Linked DNA regions of Homo sapiens: region 1 is linked to region 2. Evidence: chromatin loops called from intact Hi-C (ENCODE). Cell type or tissue: mammary epithelial cell. All regions are shown on one strand. Links, peaks and the distances in the headings refer to the core of each region. The heading gives the core; the rest is flanking DNA. Region 1 overlaps SHISA9 (shisa family member 9). Region 2 holds the start of SHISA9 (shisa family member 9).

Region 1 (15,976 bases), core at 3,553-11,552, 290 kb after region 2:
TATCCACATTCCTGTTGAGAGATATTTGCTGTGTTGACTGCTACATAACTCTGTCCCCACACCAGTTTACAGAAGTTTGGACCAGGGGTGCAGGACACCTAACCCAGAGGGAGCCTGTCCATGGCTGACCTTGGTGCTTAGAGTGAAAAAGATAAACTGATCAGCCAGGCACCGTGGCTCACACCGCAATCCCAGCACTTTGGGAGGCCAAGGTGGGTGGATCCCTTGAGCTCAGGAGTTCGAGACCAGCCTGAGCCACACAGTGAGACCTTGTGTCTATAAAAAATTAAAAAATTAGCTGGGCAGGGTGGCATGCACCTGTCTTCTCAGCTACTTGGGAGGCTGAGGTGGGAGGATTGCTTGAACCCAGGAGTTTGAGGCTATAGTGAACCATGACTGCATCACCGCACTCCAGCCTAGGTGACAGAGTGAGACCCTGTCTCTAAATAAATAAATAAACAAACTGATCAAATGAGATCAATTTGTGGAACTGAAAATGAGAGACTGAGCCATCCTTATGGAATCAGGATTATCAACACTACACAGAGTGCTAAGTAGGATTCTACATTCCATGTCCCAGGAAATTGATGTGGGGGACAGTCTCCTTTCCAGATGGAGAGTTATTCCTGCTTCAGGAGACACCTGATGGAATCATAGTCAATTGGAGTAACATTTGGAATCGTGCACTCAGTGTTAATTCACTATTTTTTTTCATCCAAAAACGTTCTGAGCAGTTACCATGGGCTAGAAATTGTGCTGGATACTGGCATTAAACCAGTAGGCAAAATAGATATTGTTATTGCACATCCAGTGGGGAAGACAGGTATCAAATAATCCTGCAAATAAATATATACATTTTATAAACTATGATTATGGAGGAAAATAATGGGTTTTATTGTTACCATTATTTTTGTTGTTTATATAATCATAATAATAATTATAATTACTATGGTGGGTAGAGCAGATTTATATGGGAGATTAGGCCCAAGAAAGTCTTTCCTAAAATAAAATTTTATATATATATATATATATATATATATATATATATATATATATATACACACACACACACACACACACATATACGAGCAAAGTACAAAAAGATGAATGGGAAATCAAGAGAAGTGAGAACATTCTAAGCAAAGGGAAGAATGTGTATGAAGGCTGTGAGGGGGGAAATCACATATTTGAAGGTTTAAATGAGGGCTCAGCTTGCTGGGGGATAGAGATCAATGGGAAAGGTAATGCCATGTGTCTGGAGAAGTTGGTAGGTGCGGGATCATGCAGGACCTTGTCATACATGGTATGGGTTTTGATTTTATTCTAAAGTGCAGCGGGAATTAGTTAAGGGGTCTGAAGCAGGGGAATGATGTCATAGCTCGTGTGTTAGAGATTACCCTGACTTGTGAGTGGTTAATGGATTGGAAGTGAGTGAGAGAAAGAGAGGTATCTCAATAGGAGGTCCAGGTAGGAAACAATGCTGGTTTCATCTAAAGAGGGGGTGATGGAGATGGGGAGAAGGGGGATAAATTTGAAAAATGTTTTGAAAGGAGAATCTGAAGGTCACAACCTTTAAAATACCCTTGAGATGTGTGTGTTGGGCAGGAAGGGATTCAAGATTCACTTAGAATTATTTTAAGGGAACCAGCAAAGAATGAAGAGTGACATTAGGTGGAAATTCAACAAAGGTTTTGTTCCATGCGAGCAATAAGTATGGTGCAAAACAGCCATCAGGTGTGCAGGGACTGACGTGGGGAGGCAGAAATCGTGCCAGAGCCAATGGTGACCAGAAGCTACATAGTGATGGAACATCTAGCAAGCTCAGAGTAAATATGTAAAGAAAATAATTATGTCTGGGACATCCCAAGTTCTAACAATAGGTTTCACCTAAGTTGCCATAGTATCTCTCATTTATCTTTGTGGGTTCATTTTTGCCAGATAGTTTTGAAAATGGGGACTTCCTATAAAATAAGTGTCATTATTCTTATTTTATCGGTGAGGGACAGGGGACATCAGAGAAGTTAAGTAACTTACCTGAGGTCACATAGCCAAAAACTCCAAGCCTGGAGCTCATTGTATAAAACCATCCTCTGGGTTTAGGAATGTTTAGCTGAAAGAAGAACCTTTCCTTTCCTCTTTGATCAGGCATTCATATCACTTGCCCCTTTTTATTTTCCAGCAGGTCTCAGTGTATCCACTAATGATGATGGTGACCGGTTAGGTTTATAACACTGAGTCAAAGGTATAAGGGTTCTATTTTTCCTCTGATGGCCTCAGTTGTAGTAAATGTTGGGATTTCAGGTTAAAGTTCATCTCATTTGATTTCTTATAAATTTGGAATTGGAGCTTATGCAAATCTAGTGTTTCAGATATACAAACTAAGATGTTTTTCTGATGTCATTGCTGTGTACTGAACCACTCTACAACTTAATAAGCAATGGACACAGACCTCCACCACTAGGTGGAAAAAACGTCAACATCACTTTGCAAAAAATGCATTTGAGAGAGGGAGATATTGTGATGACCATCTTTGGAAACTTAGTAGCTTAAAACAACAACAACAAAAAACAATCATTTTATTATCTTCCATAGTTCTTGGAGTTGACTCTGTTCAGCTGTGCAGTTCCCACTCAGGGTCTGTCACACAGTTGCAGTCACACAGTGACTGGAGCAGAAGTCACCCTGAAGTTGCTTCTCTTACATGTCTGGCAATGGATACTGGCTGTCATCTGGAACTTCAGCTAGGGCTGTTGGCTGGAACATCTACACGTGGCTATTCATGTAGCCTGGGCTTCCCTACAGCATGGCCACTGAGTCCCAAGAAAGCAAGTAGAATTGCCTGGCATTTGATGACCTAGACACAAAATTCACAGGGCATAATTTCTGCCCTACTCCATTGGCCAAAGCAGTCACAAAGTTCTGCCTAAGTTTAATAAGAAGGGCCACAGACCTCCACCACTAGGTGGAAAAAATGCCAACATCACTTTGCAAAGTCCGTATGAGAGAGGGAGATATTGTGATGGTCATCTTCAGAAAATACAATCTGCCACAGATTAGGTAACACACTTGAAAAGTGTTAACACTATGTATTTGTGTACTTAGAAACCTTGAACACTTTCACTGCAAAGTAATCCATGGCTAGTGTTAGTAATAGAAGTTATAGTAAACAAGATCTCTTCCCAATGTACTTTCTGCTCCAGCTTCGCTGATTTTCGTAAGGTTCCTTAAAAGGCATAAAATGCTTTTTCATGGTTCTTTACCTTCATCCTTGTAGTTTCTTTGGACAGAAATGATCTCCCAACTGAGAGCTTAAAGATTCAAGAAACCGTCCCTGAATGCTCTGGATACATAATTAAGTCTCTATAAAGTGCCCTATCTTGGTTTCCACAACTATGTTTTCCTTTTGTGAATAACTCTATTAGGTTCTTTTTTCATAACTACCTATTCTCATTTCAGGTATGCAATGTACTCTCATCCTTCTGAGGATGTTAATTACACTTACTTTAAGGTCCTGATCTAATTGCTCTCTTGGCTCTGTTTCCATGGATTTGAATTCTTCCACTTTTGAGTTTATCTTTCCTATTTCATGGTGTTGGTATTATGCAGTTAGTGACCATGGATTGGATGTGAAGTTTTGTGATTGTGGTTCCTTGTTGACTCTGCTGGATTTGTTAGCATTATGTTCTTGTGGGAGGGGCGGACAGAAACTCTTATTACTGGCAGTTTCTTATCCACACTCTGGGGGAGGGACAGGAAATGTCACTCAGGAGACGGTTGGGCAGGTGGTCTTCTGGGTGGGGGCAGTTTTTCCTAAGCACCCTCCTCTACCCAGAGGATTGTTCTGTCCCTCCACTCCAAGAACTCTCAGTCATAGTAGCTGCCTCACTAAATTGAGAAGCCAGATGGTTTGGGAAGAGGCAGGATGGTTTTCAATCTACTTACCCACCTATTTCCATTCCACTGCCTCACATAACTAATCACCTGTAAACGTCCTCACCTGCTTTTGTTTCCAGACTCTATCACCGCTGGGATGTTTGAGCCTATCTTCTGCAGCTGTACTTTCTGCCTCAGATCCTGGGCTATGGATTCCCATCTTAAGCTAATCCCATTTAAGCTCCATATTTCAGAGAGCTCTCACCGTTTCTGGAACACCAGCAGTTACTCTACGTTTCTAAGTAGGGTGATGTCTTTGCATATTTTTTAAAAACTTTTTAAATTTACTTTATGATTTACATACAGTAAAATTCATTCTTTTGGGGATGGTTCTATGAGTTTTGACAAATGCGTAGAGTGCTGTAACTACCGCTGCAATCAAGACACAAAGTAGTTTTGTTCCCCCACCACCAATTCCGTTGTTCTGCACTTTTATGGCCTTTGTGAACCTGGCAGCCACTGCTCTGTCTTCTGTCCCTATAATTTTGTCTTTTCCACAATGTCTTATAAATTGAATCAGACAGTATCTGGCATTCGAGTCTGGCTTCTCTAACTTAGCATGATGCATGTATTAATAACAGTCCATTCATTTTTAATTCCTGAGTGTAATTTGTTTGTATGGATGTACCACAGTGTGTTTATGAATTCACCATTGAAGGATATTTGTATTGTGCTCAGTTTTTGGCAATTATGAATAAATCCACTTTAAACATTTGTACACAGGCTTTGTGTAAATAAAATTTTTTATTTCTCTTGATTACCTAGCAGTGGGATTGGAGGATCATATTGTAAGTATATGTCTAAAAAGAAACTATTTTCCCAAAAGAGCTGTAGCATTTTACATTACCAACAGCAAGGTGCAAGAGTTTCACTTGCTACATATCCTAAATTGAGACTTGGCATTGTCAGATTTGTGTTTTGGTTTCTGTTTTGCTTTTTTTGGTATTCTTACAGATATATAGTGATAACTCATTTTTGTATTATTTATGCATTTTAATGTTTATTTTTTATATCTTTGTTTGCTTGTTCTTAGAAACAGGGTCTTGCTCTATCACCCAGGCTAGAGAGCAGTGGCACAATCATAGTTCATTGTAGCATCAAACTCCTGGGCTTAAGTGATCTTCCTGCCTCAGTTTCCCAAGTAGCTGGGCCTACAGGGACATGACACCATGCCTGGCTACTTAAAAATTTTTTTGGTAGAGATGGAGGTCTTGCTATGCTGCCTAGGATGGTGTTGAACTCTTGGCCTCAAGTGATCTTCCCACCTCAGCCTCCCAAAGTGCTACGATTATAGTCATGGACTGCCAAGCCTGGGCCATTTTTTATATCTTGATTAACATTTTTAGAAATTTGGCATAGGAGGGATTACAAAAAGGCAAGCCCCAATTTGAAACAGATGTTGCCTCTAATCTCTCTTTGTACCTGCTTTTTAATAACCTCACATGTGTTACAAGGAAATTGTTTACCTGTTTCCCTCACTGGACTCTGAGCTTCTCAAAGGCAGGAGTGAGTCTTGTCCATTTTTCTTTCCTCAGTACCCAGAATGATGCCTAGCCTAGGATGGACACATGGTGATTATTTGATAAGTGAGTTGTTCATGAATAAATTTGCCCAATCTCTAATTAGAAAGGGTTTGATTTACTCAACAATCACCACCCTGAGCATTTTCAGAGGAAAATAAAATGGCTAGGTTGTTTTAATCAAGGACTGAGTTTTGTAAAACTGGAAATGTTATAGGGAAACGAGATAGGATCTAACATTGCAGAGCACTTCCGCATGCCAAGCACTAAGGGTGATATTCTCAGGACATATCTCATTTTACCCTACCTTGAACTCCATGGTAGCGAATTGGCTGGGACAGAGAGAACATTTGCTTTGGATGAAGCTGATTGTGTCTCTGAGGCTTGTGACCTTGAATAAGTGACTCACAGCCTCCCTTTGCCTCTGTTTTCTTATCTTCAAAATGAATACAATAATGCCTGGTTTATTGAATGGGTTTGAGAATAAAGGACATGTATGTGAAGCACATTGTTGTGTGTGTGTGTGTGTGTATGTGTGAAATTGTGGGGAAAAAAATAACATGAAATTTACCATCTTAACCTTTTTTTTTTTTTTTTTTTTTTTTTTTGAGATGGAGTCTTGCTCTGTCACCCAGGCTGGAGTGCAGTGGTGCGATCTCGGCTCACTGCAACCTCTGCCTACTGGGTTCAAGCAATTCTCCTGCCTCAGCCTCCTGAGTAGCTGGAATTACAGGTGCATGCCACCACACCCGGCTAATTTTTGTATTTTTAGTAGAGATGGGATTTCACCATGTTGGTCAGGCTGGTCTCGAACTCCTGACCTCGTGATACACCCGCCTCTGCCTCCCAAAGTGCTGAGATTACAGGTGTGAAGCCACCGTGCCCAGCCATCCATCTTAACCATTTTTAAGTGTACATTTCCGTAGAGTTTAGTACATTCGCATTGTTGTGCAACCAATTTCCAGAACTTTTTCATCTTCCCAAAATGAAACTCTGCATTGCTGAATAATAAATCCCAATCCCCGCTTCTCCAGCCCCTGGTAACCATTCTACTTTCCATCTCTATGAATTTGACTACTCCAGGGACCTCACAGAAATTAAATCATACAGTATTTAGTCTTTTTGTGACTGGCTAATTTCACTTAGCATAAATAATGTTGTCAAGATTTGTTCATATCATGGCATGGGTCAGAGCTTCCCTCCTTTTAAAGCTCAATTGTATTCCACTGGATGAGCAGACTACATTTTGTTTATCCATTCATCTGTCGATGGACACGTGGGTTGCTACCACCTCCTGGCTGTTGTGAAGAGTGCTGCTGTGAACACGGGTCTACAAATACCACTTCGAGATACTGCTTTCAGTTCTTTGGTTGACCTCTGTTTCACATGCAGCAGCACTGACTTCCCCGTTTCCCCCATTCCATGTGCCCTAGCAGACTCTGGAAGGCTAATTAATTTGCCTATGGCCTGACAACTTATGCATTGCTGGGGCAGGATTGCAACCCAAGTTCTCTGGCTCTGCATGACCCATTCTGTCTTCACAGCCTCACTATCTGAAAACTTCTCAGGAGGTAGGATTGGCACCTTGAGGGACAGAGAAGGCTTCTTTTCTTTTCTTTTCTTTTTTTTTTTTTTTTTTTTTTTTGAGGCAGAGTCTTGCTCTATCACCCAGGCTGGAGTGCAGTGGCACAATCTCAGCTCACTGCAGCCTCCACCTCCTGTGTTCAAGCGATTCTCCTGTCTCAGCCTCCTGAATAGTTGGAACTACAGACGTGCACCACCACACTGGGCTAATTTTTGTATTTTTAGTAGAGATGAGGTTTCCCCATGTTGGCCAGGCTGGTCTCAAACTCCTGATGTCTAGTGATCCACCCACCCCTGCCTCCCAAAGTGCTGGGATTACGGGTGTGAGCCATTGCGCCCAGCCCATCTGGGGAACTTTTGAAGGTCTAGAAAAGAGTAAGACTGATGATAGTGACCTTTGCTGTGAATTTCATAACCATTCACTTATACTTTTTCTGATAGATCCTTAAAAATGAAATTTCAAAGCAAAATGGGGAGATTTGCACCCTAACTTCAGTGGGGTTGTGAGTGGACAAAATGTACAAGGTTGTCGACAAAGTAGCATGCTTCCACACGTTGACCATGTGCAGCTTCAACCTAGATGATGCACAGTGAACATTTCATGAATAAAGCCTGATATGGGATTGTCTACAGGTTCCTCCAACCCCTGAGTAGAGATGTTCCCTCCTAGAGACTTGCTGTAGATCACGTTTCATCCTCCAACCGTGGGGGAAGTGTGCTGTGTTATTACCTGATCAATGTAGTATCTTTATTTTGGGGGAAAAGCTGAGCCTCATTTTTCTCATTTGTTATATTGCTTTCCTTTTGTGTGGTCATTTGCTGTCCCAGGCATCAAATGGTCCATAAACAAAACACTTACCCACTGCACACACACTCCAAAAAAGAGCAAACAAATTTCAGAGCAACCAAAATGTTGTTGCTAACCCAGTCCATGAAAGCTCATGCATTTTTCTTGGAGCAATGTCTGACTTTTAGGTAAAGCACCTTGCAAACTGCCTTGACACAGCAGGTGCCTGCAAAACATTTTCTTTTTCTCTTCCTTTCCTGGGTTAGAATTCAGATCCAGTAAGGAGTGAGGCTAAGTACTGGAAATGGAATGATGAAGGAGATGGACATCCGTCCTGACCTCAGAAAGGTGTGGGGAGGCTGGGCACAATGGCTTATGCCTGTAATCCCAGCACTTTCAGAGGCCAACGTGAGAGGATGGCTTGAGCCTAGGAGTTCGAGACCAGCCTTGGAAACACAGCAAGACCCCGTCTCTACAAAAATAAAAAAATCAGCCAGGCATGCTGGTGCATGTCTGTAGTCCCAGCAACTCAGGAGGCTGAGGTGGGAGGATCACTTGAGCCTAGGAAGTCGAGGGTGCTGTGAGCTATGATTGCGCCACTGCACTGCAGCCTGGGTGACAGAGCAAGACCCTGTTTCAAAAAAAAAAAAAAAAAAAAAAGGTATGAGGAAAACAAGAATTGAAAATAAATGAAAGTATTAATGTGAGTAAGGAAGAAAAGGAAAAGGAATGTTACAATATAATATTATATTGAAGTCCTATCACCCAGTACCCCCAGAATGTGACTTAACTGCAGATGCAATTAGTTGAGATGAAGCACACTGGAGTAGGATGAGTCCCTAATCCAATATGACTGGTCTCCTTATAACAAAGGGAAATTTGGATGCAGACACACACAGAGAATGCCATGTGAAGACAGAAGCAGAGATCCCCAAGCCAAGAAATGTCAAAGGTTGCCAGGTAACCATCAGAAGCTAGGAGAGAATCATGGAGAACCCTCCCAAGGAACTATCCCTGCTAATACCATGACCTCAGACTTCTAGCTCTGGGGACTGTGAGATTATAGATATATTTCCATTGTTTAAGCCACTCCATTTGTTGTTCTCTGTTATATTACCTTAGCAGATGAATACAGGGAGCTACAGGGGTATTTAGTGAGGGGATGAAGATTAGGGAGGTCGGTTGGTGGGCATGGTAGAAGGAAGATGCTCAAGGCAGAAGGAAGTTTCATTCCATAGAGGTGGCTCAATGCTGAACCTCCAGATTCTTCCTGATATGTGCTAGGGGCAGCTTAGCTTGACGGAAGAAACATCGATGTTGCCATCACACAAACCTGGCATCGAATCCTGATGTTGTTACAACATGCTGTGTGACTTTGGGAAAGCCACTCAACTTCTCTGAGCTTTGGTTTCCTTCTTTGTAAAATAGAATTGTTATACTTAGAGATATGAGGGTAAAAAGTTTTTACGTGGTTAATGTGCCTTTTTATTTGGCCTTTCTGAGTACACGACTTTTGTCTGAGTTAGCCTGTGGTAACCATCTGCTTTGGAGAGAAAGGAGAGAGAACGATGTGGAAGGCATGTGTTTAAGCTGAGACCTGAAAGATGGCTCAGAGTTAGTTTGGGGAAAACATAAAGGAGAGCAGAGGATTTTACAGAAGAAAACTGTATTTTTACATATGGTTAATTGTTACATGACAATTTATCCTAACGAGCTTGAGTATCTGGTTTCTAATTTCCTAACACATTAGAACTGCGAGTAAAGAAGGCTGCCTCTCACTATGTGGCTGGTAAAACAGACTGACAATGATGGAAGACAAAGGAAGACTACACGATAGAAGGAATTAGGAGGAGAGGGACGCAGAGGGAGGAGAAGAGAAGGGGCAGAAACTAAACAGCCATAGTAGGCTGGGGCTATTGAGTGAAGGGGCAAACATCTCCTGTTAATAGTATCTCATTAAATTGGATGAAGTGGCTGCTGTGGGCATAAAACACCCTTTAGTCTTTTTTTTTTTTTTATGCTTTAAGTTTTAGGGTACATGTGCACGTTGTGCAGGTTAGTTACATATGTATACATGTGCCATGCTGGTGCGCTGCACCCACTAACTTGTCATCCAGCATTAGGTATATCTCCCAATGCTATCCCTCCCCCCTCCCCCTACCCCACAACAGTCCCCAGAGTGTGATATTCCCCTTCCTGTGTCCATGTGTTCTCATTGTTCAATTCCCACCTATGAGTGAGAATATGCAAAACACCCTTTAGTCTTTAGAATGATGATGGTGAGCCACCAAGGGTGAGTTATGGGACGTTAGGGATGTTCTGTTTCAGAACTGATAACAATACATTGTGGTTTCTTCGTCCACATATACATGATGCTACTTCAAATCAAAATGGAACTCCTCCTCTTCTTTTTGCTGCCTTTGAAACTCTTGCAGAATACAGATGAGCAAGGCCCCCTGCCTTCTAAAACTGGATTAGGTGGCCCTCTCTTGTGCTTGCGCGGGAACCTCTGTTTTGCTGCTTCACATCATTCACCGTTGCTGGTTGCAACTAGTTCTTCATGTATCCCGCCATGCTGCGGATCTGCCTCCTACCCTAGACTGTTATCTATTTGCAGCACAACCGGGATTTTGAAATGAATCTCTGTCCCCCAGAGCCTGCATAAAAACTGGCTGAAAGTGAGCATTAAATAAATATTTAACAACTCTAGTTTTAAAATATTTCCATCCTAAATGGTTCAAATTTTTTTTTTAAGTTTTCATGCTCAAACATATAAACTCTTGGGTAACACCAATGCCTCATTTTCCAAAGGTTTTATGATTATATATGTGTTTTTTTTTCTTTATTGCAAATTCCTGCTGGTCTCTCTGCCACCAAGATTCAAAAAGATTCAATTCTCCTTCTACATAAACCTTTTCTGATGTAAGCCTAGGCTGCTATATTCTCTTTTGACAAATTCAGGGTAATTTTGAGTTGGATTGGATACTTCTTTTTTCCTTGCTTGTGGACAGAAAAAAACCTACATGGTATTTCAAACCATAATTTTAAGGATTTCCCTCAAAAAGGTTGCTGGCATAAAGATTTGGAAAGGTTAGAAAGAAAAACAGTGCTAAAAGCCAGAGCTCTGTTCTGATTTCTGAATGTCTATTCTCCTTTTTTGTTCTTATGAGACTAACTAGTGCAATTGGCCCCAGCAGGGACATCTCCTGCCCATTCCCTGTCATTAGTCTGGTTTTGAGGCAATGGAACAATCTAGACTATGTCCAAGAATTCTGAGCCCAGAGAGGACCTTATGGAAACCTAACATCCTCTTTTCCTCATGGCCACCTGTTATGTTGTCTTGGCTTTCTAAACAATTGGAGGCAATCAAGCAAGCTTTAGCTACCATATGTTGGGTGCTTACTATGTTTCAGTGCGTTGCTAAGCATGATGATCATAATGTATTTGAACCTCACAGTGACCCCATGAGGAAGCTGTTATGGTCCCAATTTAGAGCTTAGAAGACTGAGGCTTATATAGGCTTTATAAGACACCCAAAGATGCTGTTGGTAAGTGGAAGAGCAAAAATTTGAGTCCAAAATGGACTGACTAAAAACTCCATTCTTATTTCATTATGTTGTCCTGGATCGTGCTGTCTGTGGAGAGAGAGATGGCTGAGGCCACATCATAGGGTATAGAAGGTGTGTTGCAAACAGTGGAGATGAAGAATGTCCCTGGGCAGGACCAGTGTGGCCTCATGGGCTAGGCAAAAGCATGGTCCCTCTTGAGTATTGAAAGCTTTAGTAGAATTTTATACAAAAAAGACACCAGTACTTGTATGTTCATCGCAGCACTATTCACAATAGCAAAGTTATGGAACCAATGAAGTGGAAGGAGTGAGGGTTGGAAACTGTTGATGTGCTCATCAACAGTTGACTGGATAAAGAAAATGTGGTATATACACACTATGGAATTCTATGCAGCCATGAAAAAGAATGAAATCATGTCCTTTGCAGCAACATGGATGGAGCTGGAGGCCATTTTTCTAAGTGAACTAACTCAGAAACAGAAAATAAAATACTGCATGTTCTCACTTATGGATGGGAGCTAAACAGTAAGTATGCAGGGACATGAAGATGGAAATCACAGATACTAGGGACTGCAAAAGGGAGGTGGATGGGAAAGGAGTGAGTGTTGAAGATTACCTTTCAGGTACAATGTTCACTATTTGGGTGATGGCTACACTAGGACCCCGACCCTGACCTTTATATAATATGCCCATGTAACAAATATGCACAAATATGTATCTAAAATAAAATAAAATTTGAAAAAGAAAGCTTTGGAAAAATTTTATGAAATTCTTTAGTAAGTGGTATAAGAGCTGGGAATCGTTAACCAAGCACAATGCCTGGAACACCATAGACACTAAAATATGTGAGGAAGAATGGATGGATGAACCAAGCTGAAGAGGCAAGCACATAGGTAGGTTCCACCAGGAAGCAGGGTATTTCTAATTTGGGAGGAAACTTGTTTATTATCTGCATAGAACAGTAAGTTCTGTTCTCTGGATAGAAGAAACAGGCCGAGGCGGGTGGATCACGAGGTCAGGAGATCGAGACCATCCTGACTAACACGGTGAAACCCCATCTCTGCTAAAAATACAAAAAATTACCCGGGCGTGGTGGCACGCACCTGTGGTCCCAGCTACTTGGGAGGCTGAAGCAGGACAATCACTTAAACCCCAGAGGTGGAGGTTGCAGTGAGCTGAGATAGCACCATTGCACTTCAGTCTGGGCTACAGAGCAAGACTCCATCTCAAAAAAAAGAGAAGAAGAAGAAAGAAGGAGGAGGAGGAGAAGAGGAGGAAGAAGAGGAGGAAGAGGAAGAAGAAGAAGGAGGAGGAGGAAAAGAAGAAGAAGGAGAAGAAGAAACAAAAAAGCATAGATCTGGCCAGCAGTTTTCTCATCTGACTGGGAAATTTTGCAGGAAGAAGGAAGTTATTCAAGACAGAAGGAAGTTTCTGTCCACAGAGGTGGTTCAATGCGTGGTTCAATGCTGAACTTCCAGGCTCTTCTTGATCCATTCTGGGGGCAGCCTAGCTTGGTGAAGGAAACATTAGTTTTGCCAACAGACAACCTTGACATCAAATCCTGATACTGTTATAACATGCTGTGTGGCTTTGGGCACTCAACCTCTCTGAGCTTTGGTTTCCTTGTTTGTAAAATAGGATGGTTTAACTTAAGAGATGTGAGGGAAAGTTGTTTTTACATGGTTAATGTGCCTTTTCCTTTTTATTTGGCCTTTTTATTTTTTAGATGGAGTCTTGCTCTGTTGCTCAGGCTGGAGCACAGTGGCATAATCTCAGCTCACTGTGACCTCTGCCTCCTGGGTTCAAGCGATTCTCCTGCCTCAGCCTCCCGAGTAGCTGGTATTACAGCTACCATGCCCGGCTAATTTTTGTATTTTTTAGTAGAGATGGAGTTTCTCCATGTTGGTCAGGCTGGTCTCGAACTCCTGACCTCAGGTGATCCACCCGCCTTGGACTCCCAAAGTGCTGTGATTACAGGCATGAGCCACCGCGCCTGGCCAATTTGGCCTTTCTGAGCACATGACTTTTGTCTGAGTTAGCCTGTGATAACCATCTGCTTAGGAGAGAAAGGAGGGAGAATGAAGTGGAAGGAAACCCAGTCCACACAACTGTGTAGGGCCCATTGCCCCATAGTGGCAGGTTCTGTGGTAAGACCCCAGCTCTTGGGGTATCTGGTATCTCAGAGTTATTGGGGAGTGCCAACCAGGCAACCTTTTGGTTAGATTATATCCCTCTGTTTCTTAACTGGCTCAGCTGCCCTGTGACAGCTCAGAGCTTCACTATGAGCTCCTGCTAGAGTCTCAGAGGAAGCAGGACAAGAGACTCCTGCCTCAAGCATTTCCCACAACTCATCCAACATTCCTCCCCTACCCTGCATCTGAAACCCAAAGAGGGAAAGTCGGTGACATGATCTTAGTCTTCCTCCTCTCTCTTTCTTTTCCTTCTCACATCCCCCCAAGAACTGGAGGAGTCAGACATCCCATCCCATTCCTCTCTGGTCCATTCTTGTAAAAATCCTGTGGTCTTGCCAACCAAGTGCGGTCCTTAATATGCCGAAAGGTGGAGATTAAAAAAAAAAATTAGAACAAAACACCTTCCAAAGACAAATGTCTTCCAAATGTGCGTGACTTCACATTGTATTACTGTCTGGCTGCCAAATCATTTCTGAATGTTAGAGATTTGAATATTACCTCCTTCAGCAGCAATAAGGAAGTGCCTAAGTCCACAGATTCTAGAGTCAGACTGTCAGGTTCAAAGCTTGGCTCTGCTGTTTCCAGTGATGTAACTTTGGGCCAAACCTCTCTGTGCCTTGGTTTTCTCCTCTACAAAATGGAGTTGATAATAGTATCTCATAAGGATGCCTGGGATAATTCGATTAGCTAGTATATGGAATAGTGTGGGGTACCTCATAACCCCTTTATGTTTATTATGTATACAAGTGTGTCTTCACCTTCCTCATCATTATCAATATCATCATTTTTTGTGTTACTTCTGTAATAAATCTCAATTCCTCAACCCTACCCAGGCATATGGAAGTCATGGGCCATCCAGAGCCAAGCCCACACACTCAGGAAGACAAGAAGAGAAAAACACATTAAAAACTTAAAAAATACATAGTCCATAAGCACTGTGTTCTAGTTGATAAAGTTGTGTCCCATGAGGATATGGGTTAACAATTCTGATATTGCTATAATTATGTACTGGAATTGAACAAGTAACAAATGGATGGTGGATAATGGGAGCCAGGTTTATTATTCTTGGAGTGGGAGGTTACAGATAATCGAGGGAGGAAGCTAGAATGATTCATCTGACAGTGAGTTAGAGTTGGAGACATCAGGATGACTTCATGCTTAGGTCAATATAGACACGGATAGTTGCTTCTGTAAATTTTTGTAGATATGTGTGTATATACATATATTAGCATACATATCTAAATTCCCTTACCTTGTCAGCATAGAGGGAGTAGAAAAAACCAGCACACCTGGCACCTAGATTTTGGTTTCTAATATTATTCTCCAATAAAATGAACCAGGCTCCTTGAAGAAATGGTTGATTCTTGGACCAGGATAACAAATCTATACAAGATGAGCCTGGGGAATCTTGTATTGCCAGAAAGTTAGAAAGTTTAAAAATGAGGGGAATCTGTCAAAGGAGACAATTGAAATAGTTTCCGATTCCCAAATTTGGAACAATCTGAGCAACAAAACAAAATAAAGTGGTAGTGGATTATAACCCAAGGTATAAAATACATATCCATGTGTCTACACTGATATGAATACATGATTGAATCAATACATAAATGAGGAAGAAGAGACAAATCTTCCATGAGGAATAATTCCAAATAGTTTATGTAGATATTTCTTCCACTCAAGGAGGTAGAGCATAACCCCTACTCCTTAGATACGGTGTGAATGGCACACAGTGACTTCTTTCCAAAGAGTAAAATGTGAAAAAAGGGGAAAATAGAATAATTTTATAGAGGAGAAATCTGTCCAACACTTCCTAAGCCAGGCAATAGTTTAACATCAATAGCGATGAGTCATTATAGTACATATTTTTGCTATGTTATGAGAATGTCACTTTACCTCAGTGATTCCCCTCACTCCCAAACCCATAACCCCAATCTAATCATGAGAAAAATATGAGACAAATTCCGTTTGGCCAGGCGTGGTGGCTCACGCCTGTAATCTCAACACTTTAGGAGGCTGAGGCAGGCAGATCACCTGAGGTCAGGAGTTCAAGATCAGCTTGGCCAACATGGTGAAACCCTGTCTCTACTAAAAATAAAAAAATTAGCCAGGTGTGGTGGTGTGTGCCTGTGGTGCCAGCTACTCGGGAGGCTGAGGCAGGAGAATCGCTTGAACCCGGGAGGCAGAGGCTGCAGCGAGCTGAGATTGCACCACTGCACTCCAGCCTGGGGGACAGAGCAAGACTCTCTCTCAAAAAAAAAAAAAAAAAAAAAAAAAAAAGGCCAGGTGTGGTGGCTCACGCCTGTAATCCCAGCACTTTGAGAGGCTGAGGTGGGCGGATCACGAGGTCAGGAGATTGAGACCATCCTGGCTAAGACGGTGAAACCCCGTCTCT
Region 2 (15,976 bases), core at 4,045-12,044:
ATGAAGAAGCCACTCATCCTTTAAAAATGCAAATCTTGGGCAGGTCACGTCTGCTTCAGTGCTACTTCCGTGCCCTAAGGTTAAAATTCAAACCTCCTACAAAACTCTGTTTGATCTGGACCTTGGCTACCTCTCAGCCTTAATCCCCATCTCCTCCCGACCCTCCTAGCTCATTGAGAGTTTTACCTAGCTCATGAACAGTCATTCTTATTGGTAACTTAGTTTAATCATTATTTGCTATACTAGTTTTCTCTTGCTTTTGTAGCAAGTTACCACAAAAGTGTCTTAAAACAGGCAAAATTTATTCTCTTTACAGTGCCGGAAATTAGAAGTCTCAACTGAGTCTTAAGGGATTAAAATCAAAGTGTCAGCAGAGTTGGCCGATTCCTTCTGGAGGCTCCAAGGGAGCATCTATTCCTTGCCCTGTTTTTTAGCTTTTCACGTCCTTTTCCAGCTTTTGTGACTTCTGGACCCCTCCTCCCTCTTCAAGAAACATCACTCCAATCTGTTCCTATCATCACGTTTCCTTTTCCTCTTCTGTCATCAAATCTCCCTCAATCTCCTTTTTTTTTTTTTTTTTTGAGACAGAGTCTCACTCTGTCGCCCAATCTGGAGTGCAGCGGTGTGATCTTGGCTCACTGCAACTTCTGCCTCCCATGTTCAAGCAATTCTCCTGCCTCAGCCTCCCCATTAGCTGGGATTACAGGCATGTGCCACCACGCCTGGCTAATTTTTGCATTTTTAGTAGAGATGGGGTTTCACCATGTTGGCCAGGCTGGTCTCTAACTCCTGACCTCAGGTAATCCACCCGCCTTGGCCTCCCAAAGTGCTGGGATTACAGGCATGAGCCACTGCGACCCGGCCTCAATCTCTTTTTGATAAGAACATTTGTGATTAAATTTAGGGCCAACTTGGATGATCCAGGATATTTTCCTCATCTCCAGATCTCTAGTATAATCACATCTGCAAAGTCCTTTTTGCTAGGTAATAGGTTTTAGGTTCCAGGGATTAGGACCTGGATATCTTGGGGGACCATTATGACTGCTCCAGCCCACCATTCTACCTTCCTGATGTCCAGGTTGTATTACATGTATTAAACTCTCTGCCTGGTTCCAACAGGATGCTATCCTCCGATCATAGCATTTATTACATATCTTATAATTGTCTCAAGGCAAGGGCTGGTTATAGACACACCAGTCCTCTATCCTTACCTGAGCACATAGGAAAACTACATGTCCCAGCTGCCTTGGTTCTTCCATTTGGCTCATGTGACTGAGTTCAAGTAATGGAATATGGTGGGAATGATATATGCCACTTCCAGGCTAGGCCAGATATTGCCCCACTTGATCCTTTCTCACCTCCATCCACATGGCTGGAAGTAAATGATTTCAGGATGATGCTGGATTTCTACGTCATCATTTATTCTGTTAAGGCACTGAGATTTTGGGCTTGTTTATCACAGCAGATGACCTAACCTGACTAATCAATCTGTTTTCTTTATCGGATTGTAAGCTTTTTCTTATTTATTGTTGACTCCAGCCCCTAACGTAGTGTTTGGCACAAAGCGAACATCTAATAAGGGCTCGTTAAGTGAATGAGAGGCAGTTGGATTTGGGATGAGACATGGGTGTAGGAGTGGCTGGAGTGAGACTAGACGGACTTGCAATTGTCATTGTGAGAAGTGATAAGGGCCTGAACTAAAGCAGTGACAATGGAGACGAAAGGAAAGGAAGGATTCAATATTCACTTAGAAGGGAGAATTGACAGAACTTAGTGACTGTTGGGATATGAAAGTTGAGAAGCAGAGTGATGTCAAAGACTTCCCAGTTCATTGGCTTGGACATGTGTCTTCATACTGGTACACCAAACTTTCAAATTTCCGAGGGTTATTCTGAATATGTAGGCGAAAACACAGCTTATTCAGCTCTCTATGACTGTTAGTTCTTTGGTTGCAGTAGAATTCATGTGTACCAGCTTCTGAATCTGCAAAGCCCCTTTTGCCAGGTAATAGGTTTCAGGTTCTAGGGATTAGGACCCGGATATCTTGGGGAGGGGGGCCATTATCCAGCCCACCACTCTACCTTCCTGACCCCCAGGTTGTATTAAATGTATTAAACTCTCCCCTGAGTCCAATAGGATGCTATTTTACAGTCATAGCTTCTATTACATGTATTACACTTGTCTCTTGAGGCAAAGGCTGGTTGTATACTCGCCAATCCTCTGAATATTGTTGGTTGGGCAGCCTTGGTGATATGGAGATTTTCATTTGATTGTGATTGGTAGTAATGAGATTTAAGCTATATGGTAAATTGATACAAAAAATAGGCTGCATTTATTCATGCGTCACACATATGCATGCCTCGGTTTTCAGTGTAACTTTGGCTCTTTCTATCAAGAGAAGTCTCTCTACCCCCTGAATCTAGACTGGCTTTATGGCTTGATTTGGCAAATAAAATGTAGCAGAAGTGATGGGGCGCATGTTCTGACATCGGGTCTCAATAGGATTTGTGTGTTTCTTCTTTCTTTCTTTCTTTCTTTCTTTCTTTCTTTCTTTCTTTCTTTCTTTCTTTCTTTTCTTTTCTTTCTTTTTTTTTTTGACAAAGTCTTGCTCTGTTGCCAAGCTGGAGTGCAATGCGCAATCTTGGCTCACTGAAACCTCCACATCCCGAGTAGCTGTGACTACAGGCACCACGCCCAGCTAATTTTTGTATTTTTAGTAGAAACAGGGTTTCACCATGTTGGCCAGGATGCTCTCCATCCCTTGACCTCGTGATCCACCTGCCTCGGCCTCCCAAAGTGCTGGGATTACAGGCATGAGCCATTGCGCTTGGCCTCTTCTTGCTTTCTTAGGACCTGCCATGCCTCTATGCAAAAAAAGCTGGGCTAGCCTGAGGGAGTATGAGACCTCATGGAGTGGGGAAGAGCTGTCCCAGCTGAAGTGTATTCCAGGTGAACCTGGACACAGCTGGCCTGCAAGACAGCAAATGCATGAGTGAGCCCATCCAAGATCAGGATCGTGCAACTGAGACTAACCTTAGTTGCCAGCCCACAGAACTGTTAATTAAATAAAAATGGTTGTTGTAAGCCGGTAAGCTTTGGGGTGATTTGTTACATGGCAAAAACTAACTGATACATTCTGTATTTACAGGAGTCTGAGCAGAGAGACAGGGGTCTGCAGAGTAAACAACTGTGGGGTTTTCATCTAGTCTCCATTGATTCCTGGGGATACACTAAGTTATTTTAATCAATGTAGTTAGCTGGAAAATGCATGATCCCAAAACCTATTTTGGTTTCATAGCATAGTTGAAAGGAATTAAATTATTTAGATAATTGCTTAAACTTACTACTTCATTTGTAAACAAAAGCTACTGCGAAGCTCTTAAATTAGTGACCACAGACTTGAATTTCACCTTTAATAAAATGACTAAAAATTGGTGTCATTTAACCCCAATTAACAGGTTTGATCATTTTTCCCTGATAAGAATTTTTTTTTAAATACCACACACACATCCCTCATAAACACAAAACTAACATTTACTAACTCCAACGTTATTTGAGAAAGTAAATTGTGACACTAATACAATGTCCAACAAATGTGAAAGGTGTTTACTCAACACATTTTATCAGCCTTATTTTTCTCAATTTCCTATGAACCATTGAAACCTTCAACACATATTGGTATTGTTCTAGCATTTGAGAACTGTTTTTTTTTTTTTTTTTTTTTTTGAGACAGAGTTTCACTCTTGTCGACCGGGCTGGAGTGCAATGGCATGATCTCAGCTCACTGAGCTCACTGCAACTTCCGCCTCCTGGGTTCAAGCAACTCTCCTGCCTCAGCCTCCTGAGCAGCTGAGATTACACAAGCCCACCACCATGCACGACTAATTTTGGTATTTTTAGTAGAGATAGGGTTTCACCATGTTGGCCAGGCTGGTCTCGTACTCCTGACCTCAGGTGATCTGCCCGCCTCAGCCTCCCAAAGTGCTGAGATTACAGGCGTGAGCCACCCCGCCTGGCCTAAGAACTGCTTTTGAAGAATGTCTACCAAAATTCTTCCTGCTGCTTCTGAAAATGCTTACATGCGTTTAACTATGACTTCTCAAATGCTGCCATCCCTGAGAAGCCATCCTTTCCTCTGTAAATGGAGCTAAACATCCTCTTTTAAGTTCCTGTAACCTTAACCCCTATTTCTGCTAGAGGTGCATCACCTGTTTACGGGACCAGCTACAATATTGGTGGTGCTCAGTGCAAAAGTCAAAATGATTTTTCCCAGTGCCGAGCACTGAACCAAGCATGGGGCCCTTTAGAACATGGAGAACTGTGGGACTGCACAAGTCCCATACCCATAAGGCCTTCTCTGTCTCTATATTTCATCTTCCCCTGAAGATTTTGAGATCATGGAGGGCAAAGCCCTTGTCTCAGTCATCTATCTTCCTGGACATCAGCTCATTGCCTGGCATCTTGTCATCCTTCAGGTTTACTATAGTAAGAGTGACCATTTATTAAGCACTGCTGAGGTTCTACTCGCTGGCCACCCACTTTATGCAAAGTATCAATCATCTGTAACATCCCTGGGTATAGGCACCCTTCTTATTCCCGTTTTCCAGATGAGAAAACTAAGCTTGGAGAGATTAAGTGATTTATTCAAAGTCATAGATATCCTATGAGAAAGAGCCAGAACTTAAACACAGCCATGACTCTGGGTTTCAGTCAATTTTGCCCCTCAGGGGACATTTGGCAACGTCTAGCAGCATTTTTGTTTGTCACAACCAGGGGGTGCTATTGGCATCTAATGGGTAGAGTACAGGGATGCTGTTAAATGTCCTACAATGAACAAGACAGCACAAGACTTTCTCACCCACATGTTCCATACAGGGGCAGATTCCCAAAAAGTACCCACCTATGGTAGTGACTGTATTTACTGACTTGATGTGTTCGGAGGAAATCGACTTTTTTTCTTTGCAGAGCAAAATGAACCCGGATGATTCTTTTCTCCTTTTAATATTTTTCAAAGGCTCAGGAAACAGGCTGGGGCAATTTTCCAGGGAGTAGCGCTTCACCTCCCGCCCACCCCAACACAGAATTATCCACTCCAAAATGTCTATAGTGCTGAGATTGAGAAACCCTGGATTGAGGGAAAACCAAAGCCTGTGCTTCCTAAACTTCAGTTTTTAGTACCAGACACTTCACATTGTTTTCTTTATTTTTATTTCTTTATTTGTAAATACTATAATGTCTTTTTTCCATAATTGACTTTACATTGATAGACTTAAAATTATTAACTATACACCTTAAACATTTATTCCAGTGAATCCATGTTTGATGCATTATTATTTTCTTTCGAATACACATTGAAATATCTGTAAAACCATTGATATAAAAAAGATCTTTGTTGGGGTACCACCAAAAATCATCTTCCCTACCACCACCAGTCCCGGGGAACCAAACTTCATACCTAGTTCACTTTTTTTTTTGAGATGGAGTATCCTTCTGTTGCCCAGGCTGGAGTGCAGGGGTGTGATCTTGGCTCGCTGCAACCTCTGCCTCCCAGGTTCAAGGAATTCTTCTTCCTCAGCCTCTCTAATAGCTGGGATTACAGGCATGCACCACCACGCCTGGCTAACTTTTGTATTTTTAGTAGAGATGGGGTTTCACAATATTGGCCAGGCTGGTCTTGAACTCCTGACCTCATGATCCGCCCACCTCAGCCTCCCAAAGTGTTGGGATTACAGGTGTGAGCCACCGCATCTGGCTCAGACCTAGCTCACTTCTCTAAGGCTTCCCTCATCTCTTCAGGAGAGAATCAAATACATCAAATCAGCTTATTGCTTGAAACTGGCAAGGTGCTAGCTACATTTCACTTATGTTTTTTTCTCTTTTTTTTTTTTTCTCCTCAAGGCTAACAGCTGCTTAAAAACCTCTTTGAAACCCTAAAAGCCACTTGAGGAGGACAATTAACAAACCACTCATTTTGGTGAGGGCCAGAGCACATATAATTCAATTTGTTGAGTTGCTTATGAACAGTGGTTGCAATGTCCTGGTAACCAAACATCCTTTGTTATTAAGACATGGTTCCCTTCTCTAATTGTTAGGGAGTACAATTGCATTCTTTTTGCTGTGTGTACTGCAGTCTGACATAATTAAGGCTAGAGCAAATGAGATTCTTCTTTAGATATTAAAAGTGCCTGTGTTGTAAATAATAATGTCACCCTCTCTTTCATAGAAAGCACTTTCATTAAGAGCTGCATTTTAATATCAATGCGTTTGCATGAATTCATTTGGGTCATGGTGGGGGGACATTGCTGATGATTTTTAATCTTCCATGAGCTCACCAGGTGTTCCAATTAGGTCATTTATAATGCCTACCCCTCCCTGCCAGGAGCCCTGAAATAAATACTTTCTCACTCACATTTTCCATACAGGTGTTTGTTCCCAGTAAGTACCCACCCATGGTAGTAACTGTATTTACTGACTTGATATGCTCAGAGGAAATTGACTTTTTTCTTTGCAGAGTAAAATGAACCCAGAGGATTCTTCTCTCTTTTTAATATTTTTCAAAGGCTTGGGAAACAGGCTGGGGCAATATACCAGGGAGTGGTGGCCACTACAGCAGACAGGAACAGGAAGGGAATCTGGTTTGGGGAAAGCTCATGATGGGATAGGAGTTTTAAGGTTTAGAATCATTGGCACATAAGCCACACAGGGTGGCTTTCTGCTTCCTTCCCCAGCACAAGCTCTGCGCTCTTCTTGACACAAACAGGGGGCAGTCTCTGTTAATTAAAGCGAGGAGCAGCAGTCACAGTGAGCCTCCTCTGAGGACCGGAGTCAAATGTCCAGGTGACATGCAATATTTTACAGAGATTGGAAGCAGATTCTGAAATGGACTTTTCTGTCCAGATTTTGTCTCTTTTCTCTGAAGTATTTTTTTAATCAAATTTACAAGTACCTTAAAACTCCCAACCCTTGCAGAAAGAACCCTGTGACCTACTGTTCTCCCATGTCCCTGGTTAAACTCTGCCCTAATACCTGCTGAAGTGGAGTCGGACACAGAGTGGAGGAAGAGGCCGGGGTTAGGAGTTGGGCGTCTAAATCCAGCCCTGGTGGGGTCATTGCTGTCCATGTGATCTCCCACAAAGGTCTTAACCTCTGAGCCACAGCTTCCTGGAACATAGGAAGCCCGCTGGAGGGTCCCTTTCCATTTCCAATGTAGTATATAGAAAACTCCCACCCTTTATATACATAATGACAGCAGATACTCCATCATCCATGCCCTAAGTGTTCCTTTCCTCTTTTGGTTTAAGACAGAGTCTTGCATAAATTAATTAATACAACCCATGCATTTTTTTGAGTGTTTACCATGCTTAGAACTGTACCCCGGGGCTGCACCCTGCAGCCCCGCACAACCCCAAAGGCTCAAATCCCTGGAGTTGCGCACAGGGCTGGAGGGCGCAGCCATGGACCCGCAAGGCAGCTCCGTATGCCTGGGTTCTAGGGGCTGGGGACATGGTATGGGAGTCGAGGCCCTCTCCATTACACAGTTCACATCTCAGTGCAGGCAAACAGACGAAAACGCAAATACATAATATAGTAGGAGGTAGACAGAAAGTTTGGAGGCCTATTTCATGTAGTGGCTGGAGGGCAGTTTCTGGACTCAAATTTCTTGGGTCAAATGTCAATTCTGGCACTCATTTGGCAGAGCTACTTGGGCAACTGGTTTAACTGCTTTGGGGCTCATTCTCTCCCTCTGTTGTGTGGGCCTGGTACTATTACCTAAGGGAGAGAGAGTTACATGAAACCAGTCACTCGGTGGTTCAGCAAATATTTCCAGACTGTCTGCTATACGCTGGGCACTGCTCTAAGCTTTCTTGAGGAGCTGCTTTTAGAAAAAGCAAGCTTAGTGAGTATGTTGCAGGCACTGAATAAATGTCAGCTCTCATTAGCTCTCACACACCAGTGCTTGTGTTTGTAGGACTCACAAGGTGGTGGTGGGCGTGGGTTGCCAGTCATGACAGACTTTCCATACTCTCCTATTTTGGGGATTCTATTATAATGAATCTGGTGAATCTGGATTAAACGTGTTCATACCTTCCCCAGATGGGTTTGGAATATAATACTCCTGGGTATGCCCTGTCAATGTCTTGCTGTGTGTTTGCAAATCTTTTTTGAAACATCAAAATGTGACTTTTTTTTTCAAAGAGAAGGGGCGATTAGCCAAACTTCTCATTTGGAGAAAACTTGCAACAGAGTCCCAATAAATCCTCCCACCCTTTCTCAATTCAGGGGACCCTAGTAAACCATTTTACATGTCGCCCAACTTTTCGTTCTCTGAAGATGCCCTGAGAAGCCCTTGACTGCAGCCAAGTGGAGAGGAGGGTTGTGGAAACATTATCTCCTTGCAAATCGCCTAGCAGCCTGCAAAGTGTATACTTAGTTAATGCAATTAAAAAACAAAACGCCGGGGCGTGGGGAGATCTAAATTTGGTGTAGCAGCTTTGGTGCAAATCCTGTTTTGGGGCTACTGGAGTCAAATTCAAGCAGAGGAGAGAAAGAGGTGGGAGAAATGAGAGAGGGCCTCCGGGGAGCTGGAATTCGCTAGGAGAGAGAGGGCAGATTTGGAAACACAGAGGAGACGGGAGGCTGGAAGCTGAGGAAGCAAGGCAGAGCTCTGCAGCCCCCGGTGAGGATTTCCGGGGGGATCCGTGGGGACAGGGGCCAGCCAGCTCCAGAGACCGATGCGCGGGCTCCAGGTCCGGGAGGGTGGCTGAGGCTGGGTGCCCAGGCCTTGCGCTGCGCCAGATCCGGGAGCGCAGAGGCGGCGCCGCGGTGTTCCCTCCTGTGGAGCGCAGAAAACGCTGCGGGGGCGAAGAGGGACAGAAAGCGGCAGGTTCGAGAGGCTGGGGGACTTCCAAGGAAAGACCTTCCAGGACACGCCATAGCCTCGGCCTTGTTCGGCTGTCCCCTCTTACCCCCGACCTTCTTTGATTCGTTCATCCCGAGCCCCTCTCCCCCGGAGGGTGCTTATCCCTGGCTCAGGGGCTTGCCACCTGTCCTTCCCAGCTCCGCCTGGGTCCTTGCTTGGGCCCAGAGAGTTGAGCCATGCGGGTTGCGCTCAGGGCTGGAGGGCGCAGCCGGGAAGGGCAAGGAGGCCCCGCACGCCTGGGAGGGGCGATCCTGACCAGACTGCACCCAGTCTGTCTTGGAGTGAAAGCCATTTAGTCTGTCCCCATCCTCTCCGAGTCATCCTTCCCCTGATGCACAGATTTCGGCCGCCGCTCCTGCACACGCACCGGTGAAAAAGCTACGAGCTGAGCCGCCTCTGCGCTCTGGACAGGGCTGAGCCGCGCCTCCTACCCAGAGAGGGCGCGGGAGGTCCTGCCGCGGTTTTCCACCTGCCTGGAAATCCGAGCGGCTCCTCTAGCCTCGGCTGCTGCCGAGCTCGCTCCTCCCCGTCCGCTCGCCTGGCTCAGCTCTGCACGCCCCCCAGCTAGCTCCCGCTCTAGTCACCTCTTCCCCGCGCCCCCGCCCCTCTAGAGCTCGCGCCCGCCCCCCCCCACCCGCGCCTCCTCTGCCCGCCCTCCTCCCCCTCCCCCTTCCCTCCTGCCCTCCCTTCATTCCACAAGTGTCGCTTCGCTCTCTTCAGCGCACTTGGCGAGCTGGTGAGGTGAGAGGGATACTGCGAGAGGGCTAGGGGCGGCCAGTCCGGGGCTGCCGGCCAAGGCTAGGCGCTGCCAGCCCGATTCTCCTCTGCTCTCCACCCCCGCCTCACCCAGTGGCCGGCCGGACCTGCACCCCGCGCTTGACCCCGCTCATCCTCCCCCCGCCCGGCCGGGCGCGCTCCTCCCCGGCCGGCCCCTCGGCGCGCGGCGCGCTGGAGGCGAACGCGGGCTGAGGCGAACGCGGGCTGAGCCGAGCGCAGTGGCCGCCGACCACCGAGCGCCCCGCGCCGCTCCCTGCATGTGCGGCCCGCGGCGGCTCGCAGCTCCCGGCAGCAGCCTCGGCAGCTTCGGCCGCGCCTCGAGAGGCGGCCGCAGAGGCTCCAGCGGCGGCCGAGCGGCCGAGCCCGGGCTGGGAGACACCATGCGCCGCGTCCTTCGGCTGCTCCTCGGTTGCTTCCTCACCGAGCTGTGCGCCCGCGTGTGCCGGGCGCAGGAGCGAGCGGGACACGGGCAGCTGGCGCAACTGGGCGGCGTGTTGCTGCTGGCGGGGGGCAACCGCTCCGGGGCCGCCTCCGGAGAGGCCAGCGAGGGCGCTGAGGCATCGGACGCGCCCCCGACCCGGGCGCCCACGCCGGACTTCTGCCGGGGCTACTTCGATGTCATGGGCCAGTGGGACCCGCCGTTCAACTGCAGCTCGGGCGACTTCATCTTCTGCTGCGGGACTTGTGGCTTCCGGTTCTGCTGCACGTTTAAGAAGCGGCGACTGAACCAAAGCACCTGCACCAACTACGACACGCCGCTCTGGCTCAACACCGGCAAGCCCCCCGCCCGCAAGGACGACCCCTTGCACGACCCCACCAAGGACAAGACCAACCTGATCGTCTACATCATCTGCGGGGTGGTGGCCGTCATGGTGCTCGTGGGCATCTTCACCAAGCTGGGGCTGGAGAAAGCGCACCGGCCCCAAAGGGAGCACATGTCCAGGTGGGCTGCCTCCCCTTCGCCCTCCCCTCGGGGCTTCGCTCTCCCTGCTCTCTCCTCCCCACCTTCCCCCAGGCAATGGCGCTCCCCACGGTCCCCGCTCCCCGCATCCCAGCCTCTCCGCTGGGGGATGTCACCGGGAAGCCAACTTCGGCTTGGAACACGGAGAAGGGGCGCTGGGCTCAGCACAGGTGTGGGTCTGAGCGTGTTCGTGTGTGTGTGAGCGTGTGTGTGTGTGTGTGTGACTCTGCTCCCTCACCCTCTGGCCGCCTCCTCCCGCTGGTGACTGAGGCGGACTTGAGACACGTAGCCTGGGAGCCCGTGGCCCCGAAATCTTCGGGTTTGGGGAGAGGGTCCATGGCACCCCTCGGATTCCAGGTGCTAGCTTTTTGGTAAACAGGGGCAGGCGAGCCCGAAAGGGGAGGGGGGCGTGTGTGAGCCCGAGCGCGCGTGTGTGAAGGAGGGAGGGTCAGAGTGAGTGCCGCCTGCAACTCGTACGACTCGCGAAAAGGAGACGAGGGAGGTGGAGTGAGGGGAGGGCGAGAACAAAAGCCTTGCTTGGAGCGGCCGCCTCGCTTTCCCAGAGCTTCGCCGTCCCTGGATTTGGGACCTCAGCTGCCCCCGCCCCTTTACCCACCTCATCCCTTTCTCTGGCCACCACTTCTCCCTGCCCGGGGCCGTGGCCATCGCTGCAGATTGAGCCCCTTGCCCTGGCTGGCGTGGACTCCGGGGGCCCGAGCCCCCTCCTCGCGCGCCCTCACTTCCAAGCACCCTGATTTCGTCAACTTTCGGGTTTGCCTTGTTCATTATGCAAGCCCCAGCACCAGCTAGTTCCAGCAGATGGGAGAAGGCTTTGGGGGATTAATGGAGCTATTTGCCTTTTGCTTTTTTTAAATTTTTTTTATTTTAAGTGTCTAAATCGATTCGCAAACTCCGTAACTTTGGAGGCGGAGGACGCAGCCACTAGGAGCACTAAGCCCCCGGCCGCGGGAGAGGCTGGGGGTTGGCGTGAGGTCCGGGCGGGCGGGGTGGAAGGAGTGACTAGCGGCCTGCGAACAGCTGGATGGTTGGGGCATAAGCTTTAACTGTCCCCTTTCAGAGTCTGGGCAACGAAGTCGCTGTATTTTTCTCTACCCTCTCCCCACCCCTTCTTCCGCGCCCCCTCTGCCGGGGGCCTGTGTGTGTGCGCGCGTGTGTGCACGCGCTCCGTGTGATGCCTAAAAAATCTGAACAAAGAGACCCACCAAAAATAGGCAAAGGAACATCACCACCTCACTAGTAATTATTTTCTATTTATACGCAGAGTATCCGATGAGATTTTTTTTTTTCCCCCAGAGAGAAGAGATTTTGGGGGAAGAGGTGAGGAAGTTCTCGGTTTGGGTCAGCAGGGAGCTGTGGGTGGATGGTGGGGTCTTGCTGCACAGAAGTAAGCTCCGAGGGGCTTCAAAGAAACCCTGACCTACTAAAGGAGTAAAGCTCTGGCCCCGCCCACCTTCCGCAACCACAGGGTGGCCTGTCCCCAGCCCCACCGGCCAGGCCAGTCCCTGTTAATTCCCCGGGTCTGTGTTAAGATGAGGGGAGAAGTGGTCTCAGGACTGAGGCAGCGGGTGTCGCCTTGGTAGGGAAAGATTGACTCCGAGACAGGTAGGCTGCCTTGCAGATTTGGTTAACTACTGCTGAAATCTCCATCAAGCCCTGCCCTCGCGAACCAGCTCTTAAAAGAGTCCTCCTTGATGGTTGGCCTGACGGGAGGTGAGCAGGTGGGGAGAGGAGCTAACCTTTGGGCATCTGTGGGAGAAAGTGATGCTAGATCAGCCCTCTTTGATCTGGGCGTTCTGGTGACAGCTCTCTACCGGTTACCCAAGGGCCCAACTTCCTGGTCCTGCCCCCGTGCAGCTCTGCTGGGGGAAAAATGAACACAGCTGAGCGGGTTGCAGCTACTTTCTTCTGCAGGTATAGGGAGGGTCGGCCTGGTGGCAGAATCTAGGGGACCCAGTCCTAGGGTACCAGAGCCTCAACACAGGTCCTCCCAGTATACATTTTTGAGAATTCCAGAATGGAGTGGAAGTGCATACTCCCGAAAAGAGAGTTGTTGATTTTTACTGGCAGCTTCTAAGGTATGATTTTCAACTGTAACTGCTGTGTAGTATTACCTAGAATGTTTTATAAAAAAAATCCTGTCACCAGGGGTCCCACCCTAGGCTACTTAGATCCAAATCTCTAGGGTGGGACCTGAGCATCTGTATTATTATTTATTTATTTTTTGTATTTTTAGTAGAGACGGGTTTTCACCATGTTGGCCAGGCAGGTTTTGAACTCCTGACCTCCAGTGATCCTCCCACCTCAGCCTCCCAAAGTGCTAGGACTACAGGCATGAGCCACTGTGCCCGATTGCATCTGCACCTTGAAAAGCTCTCCAGGTGATGCTAATGTGCAGCCAATCGCTGTTAAGGAAAAGGAACTAATGCCTGCTGAGCACTGTGCAGGGAGCCAGGCACTGTACTGGGGTGTGTGTGTGTGTGCAAGTAAACACTCTCTCATTTAGTTCTCACAACTATCTTATGAGACAGGTACTATTTTAATATTCACATACATGCAAGAAAATCATGGCTCAGGTGAGGTGCTGTGTCCAAGATCACACAGTTAGGAAATTATGCATTACCAGTCTCCTGGTTTTAATTGTGTCTGGGACAGATGTTTTCAGATTGAATAAACATCAGGATCTGGGGCAGTGTCCTAAAATGCAGATTCTTGAGTTCTATCCACAGAGATTGTGAATCAATAGGTTCTGGGTGGGCCCGAGAAATCTTCATTTAACAACCCCCACTCCCCTAATGGCTTTGAGATAAAGTGGTCCACACTTGGGGAAACATTGGTCTTGGGTTTGGGGATATTTCACAGGGCTGATGGAGGGATAAATTAATCCAGGAGAAAGGAGAGGAGCCACTGTGAATCTCTTATTTTATTTGCATTTTTTTTTTTTTTGAGGCAGAGTCTCGCTCTGTCACCCAGGCTGGAGTGCAGTGGCAGGATCTCCGCTCACTGCAACCTCCGCCTCCCAGGTTCAAGTGATTCTCCTGCCTCAGCCTCCTGACTGGCTGGGACTACAGGCATGCACCACCACACCTGGCTAATTTTTTTGAATTTTTAGTAGAGACAGGGTTCCACCTGGCCTGGGGTTGGCCAGGCTGGTCTCGAACTCCTGACCTCATGCGATCCTTTCACCTCTGCCTCCCAAAGTGCTGGAATTACAGGCATGAGCCACTGTGCCTGACCGTATTTGTATTCTGTTGCTTGTTTCTCAACGTATGTAACTTTTCTGTGGTGCTGGGGCTACCCCAGGTACCTGCCAAATGCATCCTGGGCTGCTTACGCAGTTAATCACTTGGAGTCCCAGCTATGGCAACTGACCCAGTAGCCTTTGCCGGATTGTGCCAAGGGTTGCTCCAGTGGGTGTCAACTTGCCAAGCTTGGCATCAGAGAGGCTGCTATGACACAAAGCAGCTTCCAGGTGAAATTAACCTGCCAGTCACAGGCAGCTTCCAGGTGAAATTAACCTGCCAGTCACAGCCTCTTAATTTTTGTCTGGAGCTGCAAGGGACCCTGAATGGGGGTTTGTTCTCATCCAGACTGAAAGCATATTCTCTTGAAAGACATAAAGTATGTTGTCGCACCCCCATTATAAACTTTGCCCCTAGTGACCAGTAAACTTGGGTTTTGCTGCAGAGGCCTCCAAGATACCAGTTTGCAGGTTCAGAGTCCTGGGCCTGTGGCCTGCTTGCTTCTGGGCTAATTAGGGCTGAGAAAAGGAGAAAGACAGCAATTCCAGGAAGCGGTGGGGGGAGGCTCGCATGGGATCTCGTAAGAACCGAACAAATGCCCATTGAGCAGCTGCAAGAGCAGCCACAGTCAGTCACTATTTATTAGAATAAATGACTGCACATGGCAGCCAGCTATGGATACCAAACCATGTAGTCATGCTTTGCTTGATCTGCAAGGTATTTCTACTTAGGTGTTTTTATTTTTAAGTTTTCCTCAATTTTGTGTTGTGAGAAGTTTTAAACATACAAAAAAACCTTGAAAAATCATAACATAACTTCACTATATCCTTTATCTAGATGAGGATTTCTCAACCTTGGCACTATTGACTGGAGAATCCTGCGTTGTACGGGGCTGTCCTGTGCATGGCAAGATATTTGGCGGCGTCTCTGGTCTCTGCCCACTGATGCTGGTAGCACACACTCCACACCCCAGTTTTGACAGTGAAAAATGTCATCTAAGGGCAAAGGGCAAAACTGGCCCCAGTTGAGAACCACTAACTTAGATTGAACAATTATTAGTATTTTGTCATAGTTGCTTTATTGCTCACACACTCTTTCCATATTTTTTTCTTTCCCTTCTCCTTCCCTCCATCCCCCTTCCCCCTTCCCTCCTTCCCTCCCTCCCTTCCTCCTTTGTTTTTTCCTTCCTTCCTTATTTCCTTCCTTCCTCTCTTCCTTTCTTCTTTTCTTCCTTTCCCTCCCTCCCTCCCTCCTTCCCTCCATCCCCCTTCCACCCTTCCCTCCCTCCGTCCCTCCCTCCCTCCCTTCCTTGCTTCCTTCCTCCTTTCTTTCCTCTCTTCCCTTCCTACCCTTCTTCCTTCTGTCTTCTTCCCTTCCTCCCTTCTTTGCTTCTTTTTTCCTTCCTCCCTTCCCTTTTCTCCCTTCTCTTTCCTTCCTTCCCCTCCCCTCTTCTCATCTTCTTCCCTTCCTCATTTTCTTCCTTCCCTCTTCCCCTCCCTCCCTTTCTTCTTTCTTTCTTGGCTGAAACATGTGAAAATAAGTTGCAGACATGACACTTAGTCCCTAATATCTCAGCAGGGGGCTTTCCTGAGAGCAAGGACATTTTCCTACACAGCACAATTCCATTATCACACCCAGGAAAAAGAGCAAAAATCCCGTAATATCATCAGACATCCAGTCATTTAAAAATTTCTCACTCGCACAAAAACAGGTCTTTCAGAGCTTGGTTTTGCACATCGGGACCCAGCTCATTGTATTTGGCTGTGAAATCTCTTTAGTCTCTATTATGCGTGGTGTTTTAAAACCAGCTGAGACTCAGTTGCCAACATTTACAAACTGGGAGATTTCACGCAGGAATCCAGATTCCTGATTTCTCATGAGAACTCAGTGGGTCTGGTGACATTGGATCTGCATTTTCACGCAGCAGCTATTGGTTGCCACTAAGTGATGACTGCCCCCTTCAGGAAGCTCTTGGGTTCATCTCAGTCACCACCTCCACCCAATTCACTCTGTTATGTTAACTGCAGCCTCTAGAGAGTCAGTCAAGTTGCTCTGCAT

The links. Hi-C counts contacts between places; a loop is a spot of excess contacts. Peaks named below come from ENCODE experiments on the same cell type or tissue, not always from the same donor. Only the 100,000 strongest peaks of a DNase experiment are listed, where the experiment ranks them.
Region 1: it touches region 2 in a loop (4-fold over the local background); 2 of 110 quality-filtered maps call a loop at or near these places.

Annotation. Positions count from the first base shown.
Region 1 is chr16:13,180,255-13,196,230 of GRCh38, forward strand. The region is part of intron 2 of SHISA9 (shisa family member 9); the gene reads left to right. Among named protein-coding and RNA genes, the nearest start is that of SHISA9, 290 kb to the left of the region's middle. In mammary epithelial cell, for the core only: a CTCF peak has its summit at 6,738 (motif pointing left); no DNase peak of the experiment used is centred there.
Region 2 is chr16:12,891,988-12,907,963 of GRCh38, forward strand. SHISA9 (shisa family member 9) reads left to right here and starts at 9,611. Exons shown (of 5, transcript NM_001145204.3): 1 at 9,611-10,640. The coding sequence starts at 10,078. In mammary epithelial cell, for the core only: CTCF peaks have their summits at 4,777, 6,752 and 7,738; DNase peaks (open chromatin) are centred at 4,784, 7,754 and 9,384; H3K4me3 peaks cover 2,947 bases; H3K27ac peaks cover 708 bases.